Linked DNA regions of Homo sapiens: region 1 is linked to region 2. The links are chromatin contacts, found by Hi-C or POLR2A ChIA-PET in ENCODE. All regions are on one chromosome and are shown on one strand. Each heading gives the region's core, a stretch centred on a gene start or an enhancer-like site at or near the end of the contact. The rest is flanking DNA. Distances are from core to core; before and after follow the strand shown. Region 1 overlaps MAB21L3 (mab-21 like 3). Region 2 overlaps LOC105378920 (a long non-coding RNA gene).

Evidence for each region. Hi-C counts contacts between places; a loop is a spot of excess contacts on that map. ChIA-PET counts read pairs that join two places held with the same protein, here RNA polymerase II (POLR2A). Pooled maps may share reads with other maps.
Region 1: a map of GM18951 shows a loop between it and region 2 (2.7-fold over the local background). The contact joins two enhancer-like sites. A Hi-C loop is called at or near these places in 3 of 168 maps with a recorded cell type or tissue (CD4-positive, alpha-beta T cell, GM18951 and aorta) and 8 of 50 pooled maps. POLR2A ChIA-PET finds 5 or more read pairs at or near these places in 5 of 52 experiments (CD4-positive, alpha-beta memory T cell, Caco-2, HepG2 and 2 more).

The regions. Positions count from the first base shown.
Region 1 is chr1:116,135,679-116,140,994 of GRCh38, reverse strand. It overlaps MAB21L3 (mab-21 like 3), which reads right to left. Exons shown (of 8, transcript NM_152367.3): 8 at 2,846-5,316. Among named protein-coding and RNA genes, the nearest start is that of MAB21L3, 27 kb to the right of the region's middle. RefSeq lists enhancers at 1,593-1,887, 1,986-2,035. Within about 2 kb of position 1,759, at least 5 of the 41 ENCODE cell types and tissues checked have a DNase peak (open chromatin) inside an H3K27ac peak, as active enhancers do.
Region 2 is chr1:116,324,219-116,329,311 of GRCh38, reverse strand. The region is part of intron 2 of LOC105378920 (a long non-coding RNA gene); the gene reads left to right. Among named protein-coding and RNA genes, the nearest start is that of ATP1A1, 46 kb to the left of the region's middle. Within about 2 kb of position 3,316, at least 11 of the 41 ENCODE cell types and tissues checked have a DNase peak (open chromatin) inside an H3K27ac peak, as active enhancers do.

The DNA of each region.
Region 1 (5,316 bases), core at 510-3,009, 190 kb after region 2:
ATTATTATTATTATTATTATTATTATTATTATTTTGAGGCAGAGTCTCACTCTGTTGCCCAGGCTGGAGTGCCGTGGCACAATCTCGGCTCACTGCAACCTCTGCTTCCCAGATTCAAGCTATTCTTCCACCTCAGCCTCCCCGAGTAGCTGGGACTGCAGATGTGCACTACCACGCCTGGATAATTTTTTGTATTTTTGGTAGAGACGGGGCTTTGCCATGTTGGACAGGCTGGTCTCACACTCCTGGCCTCACGTGACTCCCCCCGCCTCAGCCTCCCAAAGTGCTGAGATTACAAGTGTGAGCCACCGCGCCCAGCCTGCTTTATTATTCTTCTTTAAATAGGTTAGATTCTCACATGTATAAATATATTTCACAATTTAAAAAAACAAAAAGAGTGAATGAGGCGAGTAGGTGGAGATACACGTATAGTAACTCAGGAAGCTGGACAGTAAAGGGGAGAAGAGAGTGAAGCGGCCATTGCGGGAGGATGTGGAGGAAACTACAAGAAATAAATGGAAAGACTGAAGAGCTGGGAGGCATCTGAGCTGTCACATGTGGAGAAATTGGCCTTTCAGGGAGATACCTTCTATATTTTAGCAAGAGGGACGAAGGGGAGAATGGGCTTGCAGAATTTGCAGTGAAATTTTCTCATGTTTCCTCTGTGATGGTTTATATTTTCTTTACAAAGAATTTATCTGTGGTCTGGTATAGTTATCAGGAATGGTAGAGATGGGCAAATAGCACGAGGGGTAGGCATCTAAAATGAAAACATTTGTTCAGCAGTTATCCCATGCCAGGTACTCAACTAAGAGCCTTTTACATCCATCATTCCATTCGTTGCTCTCATTAACACTATGAGGTATATATTCTTTCATGATGCCTGTAACAGTTTCCTAGGGCCATAGGAAAATAACCAAATACCACAGACTAGGTGACTTAAATAACAGAAATGTATTTTCTCCCAGTTCTGGAGGCTGGTGGTCCAAGAGCAGGTGTGGACAGGCTGGTTTCTCCTGAGGCCTTTCTCCTTGGTCTGTGGGTGGCTGCCCTCTGCGCATGCACATCCCTGGCATCTCTCTGTGTGCTTAATCTCCTCTCCTTTAAGGATACCCGTCAGACTGAATCAGCTAATCACCTCTTTATTATTAACTTAATCACCTCTTTAAATACAGTCACATTCTGAGGTGCTGGGGGTTGGAGCTTGAACTTATGAATTGTGGTGGACACAATTCTGGCCATCACAATGCCCATTTTGGAGAGAAGGAACTAGAGACACAGAAAGGCCAAACAGCTTGCCAAGGTCATGCAGCTCCTCGGCATCAGAACTGGGATGCAGACGCAGGCAGGTCAACTGCGGTGGCTGAAAACCAACCATTCCTCTACACGCCTAGTCTTGGGCCTGGAAGAGTGAAGAAGGATTGAACGGTCTTTTGGAGAATTAAAAAAAAAAAAGAACAGAATAAAGGAGTAATATTCTCTGGCTTTTCTTAGCTGTGCAATCTGTCCCAGGAAACAGAATGGAGCTGAATGCCCCGGGAGCCTGGATGGACGGTCCTCTCATAGGCTCCCTTTTAAAATCTGAGTTTTAAGGAGAAAGATGTAAATCTCGGCTAAAATGGCAGGAAAGGTCAACAATTTGGCATGAGCTGGAATCCACTCATCCTTGCTCTGGAGGGACCAGGTGTAAGTTACGGGCTGAGAAGTGTGACACCTGCTGGGCTCCGAGGACGAGAATGGGTGGGACCTGGCTCCTTTCATATGTGTTCCCTTGCTGCCCTCTGCTGGCAAGAATTGGGAATACGCAGGAAGCTGCTGGTAGCCCTGCTTCCTGCAAAACCCTCAGATCTCAGGGGAAAGACGGAAAGAATCTACCGGAATCAGACTGTGGCGCACGTCAGTTCCTCCCTTTCCACACACGTACACACATATTGAACCAATGTTACAGTCAATTTTCACTTTTTAGCATTCCGTGACTGTGTAGCTGTTTTAAAAGTTGCTTAAGATGGTTTTTGTTTTGTTTTGAGACAGAGTCCCGCTCTGTAGCCCAGCCCAGGCTGGAGAGCAGTGGCCAGATCTCAGCTCACTGCAAGCTCTGCCTCCCAGGTTCAAGCGATTCTCCTGCCTCAGCCTCCCAAGTAGCTGGGATTACAGGTGCCCACCACCATGCCTGGCTAATTTTTGCATTTTTAGTAGAGACGGGATTTCACCACGTTGGCCAGGCTGGTCTGGAACTCCTGGCCTCAAGGGATCCGCCCACCTAGGCCTCCCAAAGTTCTGGGATTACAGGCCTCAGCCACCCTGCCCGGCCGAAATTAAATTTAAAACCTTATTACATTTGCCACCTTTTCAAAAATGATGTTTCCTAAGATACAAGAATATGAGAATTAGAATACAAATTTTTGATGATTTAACAAAATGTTAGTTTGTTCACCATTTTATATGCTCTTTTTAAATTTTTTTTTTAGAGACAGGGTCTCCCTTCCGGTGACTCCGTCACCCAGGCTAGAGTGCAGTGGTACAATCAAAGCTCACTGCAGCCTCAGACTCCTGGTCTCAAGGAATCCTCTCATCTCAGCCTCCTGAGCACCACATCCGGCTAATTTTTAAATTTTTTGTAGAGACGGGGTGTCAGTGTCTGGCTATGTTGCCCAGGCTGGTCTTGAACTCCTGGTCTCAAGTGACCCTCCTGTCTCAGCCTCCCACAGTGCTGGGATTACAGGCATGAGCCACTGCACCAAGCCTTCATGTTTTCAAAAATTGTAAACTCATTGTTGGTTTGGAAATTTTTTTTTCAATATTTTAAAATCATTACTTATTAAACGATAGCCTAGGGACCCCACCATTTGGTTACAGTACTTTTTTTTTTTAATCATACTTTAAGTTTTAGGGTACATGTGCACAATGTGCAGGTTAGTTACATATGTATACATGTGCCATGCTGGTGCGCTGCACCCACTAACTCGTCATCTAGCATTAGGTATATCTCCCAATGCTATCCCTCCCCCCTCCCCCCACCCCACAACAGTCCCCAGAGTGTGATGTTACCCTTAATGTGTCCATGTGTTCTCATTGTTCAATTCCCACCTATGAGTGAGAATATGCAGTGTTTGGTTTTTTGTTCTTGCGATAGTTTACTGAGAATGATGATTTCCAATTTCACCCATGTCCCTACAAAGGACATGAACTCATCATTTTTTATGGCTGCATAGTATTCCATGGTGTATATGTGCCACATTTTCTTAATCCACTCTATCATTGTTGGATATTTGGGTTGGTTCCAAGTCTGCTATTGTGAATAATGCCGCAATAAACATACGTGTGCATGTGTCTTTATAGCAGCATGATTTATAGTCCTTTGGGTATATACCCAGTAATGGGATGGCTGGGTCAAATGGTATTTCTAGTTCTAGATCCCTGAGGAATCGCCACACTGACTTCCATAATGGTTGAACTAGTTTACAGTCCCACCAACAGTGTAAAAGTTTTCCTATTTCTCCACATCCTCTCCAGCACCTGTTGTTTCCTGACTTTTTAATGATTGCCATTCTAACTGGTGTGAGATGGTATCTCACTGTGGTTTTGATTTGCATTTCTCTGATGGCCAGTGATGATGAGCATTTTTCATGTGATTTTTGGCTGCATAAATGTCTTCTTTTGAGAAGTGTCTGTTCATGTCCTTCACCCACTTTTTGTTGGGGTTGTTTGTTTTTTTCTTGTAAATTTGTTTGAGTTCATTGTAGATTCTGGATATTAGCCCTTTGTCAGATGAGTAGGTTGTGAAAATTTTCTCCCATTTTGTAGGTTGCCTGTTCACTCTGATGGTAGTTTCTTTTGCTGTGCAGAAGCTCTTTAGTTTAATTAGATCCCATTTGTCAATTTTGGCTTTTGTTGCCATTGCTTTTGGTGTTTTAGACATGAAGTCCTTGCCCATGCCTATGTCCTGAATGGTAATGCCTAGGTTTTCTTCTAGGGTTTTTATGGTTTTAGGTCTAACGTTTAAGTCTTTAATCCATCTTGAATTAATTTTTGTATAAGGTGTAAGGAAGGGATCCAGTTTCAGCTTTCTACATATGGCTAGCCAGTTTTCCCAGCACCATTTATTAAATAGGGAATCCTTTCCCCATTGCTTGTTTTTCTCAGGTTTGTCAAAGATCAGATAGTTGTAGATATGCGGCGTTATTTCTGAGGGCTCTGTTCTGTTCCATTGATCTATATCCCTGTTTTGGTACCAGTACCATGCTGTTTTGGTTACTGTAGCCTTGTAGTATAGTTTGAAGTCAGGTAGTGTGATGCCTCCAGCTTTGTTCTTTTGGCTTAGAATTGACTTGGCAATGCAGGCTCTTTTTTGGTTCCATATGAACTTTAAAGTAGTTTTTTCCAATTCTGTGAAGAAAGTCATTGGTAGCTTGATGGGGATGGCATTGAATCTGTAAATTACCTTGGGCAGTCTGGCCATTTTGACGATATTGATTCTTCCTACCCATGAGCATGGAATGTTCTTCCATTTGTTTGTATCCTCTTTTATTTCATTGAGCAGTGGTTTGTAGTTCTCCTTGAAGAGGTCCTTCACGTCCCTTGTAAGTTGGATTCCTAAGTATTTTATTCTCTTTGAAGCAATTGTGAATGGGAGTTCACTCATGATTTGGCTCTCTGTCTGTTATTGGTGTATAAGAATGCTTGTGATTTTTGTACTTTGATTTTGTATCCTGAGACTTTGCTGAAGTTGCTTATCAGCTTAAGGAGATTTTGGGCTGAGACAATGGGGTTTTCTAGATATACAATCATGTTGTCTGCAAACAGGGACAATTTGACTTCCTCTTTTCCTAATTGAATACCCTTTATTTCCTTCTCCTGCCTAATTGCCCTGGCCAGAACTTCCAACACTATGTTGAATAGGAGTGGTGAGAGAGGGCATCCCTGTCTTGTGCCAGTTTTCAAAGGGAATGCTTCCAGTTTTTGCCCATTCAGTATGATATTGCCTGTGGGTTTGTCATAGATAGCTCTTATTATTTTGAAATACGTCCCATCAATACCTAATTTATTGAGAGTTTTTAGCATGAAGGTTGTTGAATTTTGTCAAAGGCCTTTTCTGCATCTATTGAGATAATCATGTGGTTTTTGTCTTTGGTTCTGTTTATATGCTGGATTACATTTATTGATTTGCGTATATTGAACCAGCCTTGCATCCCAGGGATGAAGCCCACTTGATCATGGTGGATAAGCTTTTTGATGTGCTGCTGGATTCGGTTTGCCAGAATTTTACTGAGGATTTTTGCATCAATGTTCAACAAGGATATTGGTCTAAAATTCTCT
Region 2 (5,093 bases), core at 2,067-4,566:
CTTCTACCACCTAAGTGTTGTGTTGGATTTTGTGAGTACCACTGACCAAGGCTGACCTTGATGTCCATTTAAACCAGAATTCACTGTGTGTAGATATTATCAGACTGGTAAACAGGGGGACCTGCCCTCTGTCATGAACCTTGACTTCAACTCCATTGGAAATTGCTCTTAAACGTTGTCCTCCAGAGTTCTGTCCTTAAGGCGTCTCTCGTACTACATCCTCCATGGGCGATTTCATCTATTCCTGTGGATGTAACTTCCACCTATATGCTGAGGTCTTCTAGACTCAGGCTTCAAGATTTCTCTAAGACATATAGATTCACATGTCTCACTACCCCTTGTTAGCTCTATGTGGGTGTCTTCTAGGTGCCTTGAATTAGACATCGAGAATTTAACTCATTACCTTCTTCCCCAACTAGGTTTTTCTTCTGTGGCACTTCTTCTGGTGGGTTGCATCATCATCATCATCACATACATGTAAACTCAAGACAGAAACTTAGGCATCAGCCTAGAGCCCTTCCTCTTCCTTTGTCCCCATTTCATGTTACTGACCTGTTTAAAAAACGTCAACCATTCCTATCTCCTTCAGAATTGAATTGAAACTTTTTAGCATGGCACAAAGGGCCCTTGTCATCAAGACCCTGAGTATGTTCATATGATCCATGCACTTGCTTCAGCCAAGGGTAGCTTTGGCAGCTTTCTGAGTTAGCTATTTTTTTTTGTACACACAGCCTCTGCATACGGTTTTGTTTTGTTTTTTTAAATTCTGGGAACACCCTTCGCTTTCTTCTCTTTTACTAATTTCCATTGCTTCAAGACTGCTCTCGTGTCCTCTTTAATGCTTTCTCTGACATATCCCCTTCTCTCTCTAACGATGTCCCATCATGGGAATTAATAGTTATTGCATTTCTGCTGGGGACTTAGTATTTTGAATATATTTACATATCTTATCTTTTTCTCATCTGCTCATTAATCCTGTAAAAAAGGTATCATTATCCTGGTTTAATAATAAGGAAACTGGGCTCATAGAGGTAAAGAAACCAGGGAGCTTATTAAAAATGCAAATTTTCAGGCCTTCTCCCAGGCCTCTGAATGAGAATCTCTGTGGGTTCCTCCAGCAATCTGAATGGTTTCTCCAGGTGATTCTGAGGCACACTGAAGTTTGGGGGGCATTGTATCACACAGCTTGAAGAAACTGCATGGAGCATGAAGAGAGCAATTTTGGAATGGTGGTCCTCAGGAAAGGACTTTTCTCTCAAGTGCTTGAAAACCAACTTAATGTCACTTAGAGATAGTCAAGATATGATTTTAAGATGGAATTTAGTTGAAGAATGAACTGGTATATATGGGTTATATAGGCACAGGCAAATTATAACCAAATACACCACTGAACTTTAGGAAAATCCTCTTTGAGACCATGACTATAGACAAGGTATGATCTTGTTTGGCAAACAATTACATCTCCTTAAAGTGTCCTCTGGGAAAAGAGTGAATTGGGGGCAGATTGTCCCAAGTATATATCATCTTTTTTATTTTAAAGCCATTCATCTTTTCTCCTGGGTTAGCAAATATTTCACTTTCCAACTTAGGACTATGTGGGGTGTGACTAGGGTTTAGGGTGATTGTCAGGAATTCTTATTTTTTATTAGGGGTCTCTTGCAATTGAAAGTCTTTCATTACCAAAGCTATGCATTCTTTTCTAAAGATAAAATTTCAGGCCAATATGGGACATTTGGGGAGTAAAAATCCTCAAAAGGATGACCTCCTACTGAGTCAACTTACAGAACTGACCCTGCTAATAACCAAGAAGTGACACAGAGTATGTTACAGGATATTTATGGGGTATCCTTAACTACTAACACTGCTGCTGAAAATAATAATAATAATACCTGCCATCTATTGAGCATCATTTTACAGGTAAGGATATTGAAACTTAGAGAAGCAAAGTAGTTTGTCCCAAGTTATAATATGGGGTTATTAACAGGTCTTTGCAGAGAATTCAGGATGATACAAGATGAAAAAAATCTTTTTTTCTTCCACCTACCTCTAACAACATCATACACTCTAAGTATCTTGAAATATCATTTACACTCAGTATTACATCAACATTTTGGTACTTATTAAACCTGCCTCTAAATCTTATTACTTAATGCACCAATAATGAGGTAGAAATATTACTATAGCACAATTTTTATAAGTGTTCTGATAGCTTTTAACATTATTATATCTCAATAAAAATTATCTACTCTGTAATCTTATACACTTTATTTTATGCATTTAAAAGCCTCATACTGGGAAATGGTCCATACGCTTCAATCTCAGTTGCTAAAGGGATTTACAATATTAGAAAAAAAAAAAAAAAAAGGGTAAGATCCCCTATGGGTGGTTGGGCTTGAATTCAAACCCAGCTCTGACTGATCATAATACCCATTTTTTTTTTTTCATGCTACCTGTCTGCTTGGTGTATTTTGGCCCAAGGTTAGCAGTACATTGATGATGCTCTTTGTCAATACTCAGAGCTGTAGCCAACCAGAACTATTCAGGCACAAAGGGAGAGCAGCTGGGAATAGGGAGTGCCTCTCCCGGTTGTAAGTCACACTCTGGGTTAATCCTTCAACTGAATCCAAAATACTTTGGCTTTGAGAATGAACCTGTGTGCCCTGTGACAGAGGAAATTTCAAAATTATTGGCAGCATTAATAATGTTTATTGTGTGCCAATATGTGTTGGTTTCTATCCTGGCACCTTAAGAGAAGCTTAGTAAATATTTATGGGGCAGACACAATGCACAGGCATTGTGATAGGCAGTGTGAAGAAAGAAGGGAAAAGACTGAGTTTCTCTTTCAGACTAAGCAGTCCAACAGGGCAAAAACAAGCAAACTATTTATCAAATTATTTATCAGAAGTTGGGGATGGAGAAGCCCAAGGAAGAGAAGGAACTGGCTAGAGCCACGAAGGGTAGGCAGGGTGGGTGGATTTGGGGGTAGAGGAGGGCCTGGAGCCATACAGGAAAAGGCAGAGTGTTTTTGGCAGAACCATGATTGACTGTGTGACTGTCACACTCTTGGGCAATGGCTTACCAGTCCCTACGCAACCTGGAGCCCCACCACCTCTCCCAGGACAGCTGCTCTTCTTTGAACAGCTCAGGCCTGCTCCTGACTCAGTGCCTTTGCGTTTGATATTCCTTTCCCAGAAACACTCTTCCCTTGATATTTTGGAGGCCCACTTCCTCATCTTGATGTTTTCAAGCAGGTGTTACCTTTGAAGTAAGGCTTTTCTGATCACCCTGTTGAAAGCCACAATCTGTCTCCTCACCCCAGCACTCCACCCATTTCCTGCTTTAGTTCTCTCCAAAATAGTGATTATCACTGACACTGTATCAGTGTTTCTTAAACCTGAGTACTTATCAGAATCACCTAGAGGGCTTATTAAAACAGTCTGCTGAGCCCATCCCCAGATTTCTGATTCAGTAGATCTAGGGTTAGGCCCAAGAATTTGCATTTCTAAAAAGTTCCCAGGTGATTCTGATGCTGCTGGTCTGGGAACTCACTTTGAGAACCAGTGTATTATAAATTTTATGTCTATTGCCTGTCTCTTTCCACTAGAAGGTAAGCTGTTTACAGCAGGGATTTTTTGTGCTTTGTTCACTGTTGTACTTCCAGTGTCGGAATAGAGCCTAGCACATTGAGAATGCTATCTGTTGAGCAGAGAGGCAGATGTGGGATGCTGGTGTGCAGTGTGAGCTAAGTTTAAAAAAGAAAGATCAGACCATATCCTCGCTAAATTATTATAGAAATAATACTATATTATTATGAATATAACATTTATTTTAACAAAAGCAATTACCAATTACTGAATGTTTCTACTGTGTCAGGCCATTTAACAATGAGGTTGGGAGATACTGTATGCTTTGCTTTGCCTCAGACCACACAGTACGTGTAGTAGGTGACTTAGGTCTGCCTGACTCCAAAAAGATGGCCTTAACCACTGTGCTACAAAGCTGTCTAATGATGGACTTTTGAACTTTTTATTTCAAAATAGTTGTAGATTGACAGAAACGTTGCAAAGATGATACAGAAAGTTTTCATATACTCTTCATTCAGCTTCCTCTAATGTTAACAACTTACATAACTATGGTACATTTATCAAAACTAGGAGATCAATGCTGGCACAATACTATTAACTAAACTTCAGATTTTATTCAGATTTTACCTGTTTTTCCACAAGAATGTCCTTCATCTGTTCCTGGATTCAATCCAAGATGCCATTGTCTAGCAATTTTTAGAGACTTACTACTTGAGAAACTTAAATGTGGGCCTCATGAAATCCTGATGATACAAAGATGAGGAAAACGCAGTACAGCCCTTGAGGTGCATATGACAGGAAACAGATCCAGGAGTAAAGGGGTTCTCCTGGGACAGAGGGAAGCTCAGGGTGTTCTAAGGGCCAGAGCAAAGTGGAAAGGCAGGCCAGCCTTGGAGTTTGAGAAGGCTTCCTGGCAGTCAGGCAGGAAGAGCAATGTGAATAGGTATTGAAAGTCACTGAATTTCAGCAGAAGGAAAGGCCAGAGCGTGATGGTGGTTCAGGAGAAGCAATAGGAAGAGACTGGTCAGGAAACACCAAGAACTGAGACATTATCCATTGGTGCTGGGGACTAATGAGGCTCTCTTCCAGGGTGCCAACATAGTGAGCTATTTGTTTGTATTGGACTCTTCTGGCTGGAGTGTGTAGGCTAAATGCTTATCTTTTGATAATAAACCTAATTGTTTATATAAGCCTTCCAATATCTTTTTTTTTTTATGTAGAGACTGAGTCTCGCTCTGTCACCAGACTAGTGCGCAGTGGCACCATCTCAGCTCACTGCAACCTCTGCCTCCTGGGCTCAAGCAATTCTCCTGCCTCAGCCTCCCGAGTAGTTGGGATTACAGGCGTGCCACCATGCCCAGCTAATTTCTTTTGTATTTTAGTAGAAACGGGGTTTTGCCATGTTGCCCAGGCTGGTCTGAAACTCCTGAGCTCAGGCAATCTGCTTGCCTCAGCCTCCTAAAGTCCAGTGTCATTTTATTATACAGTCATGCACTATATATATATATG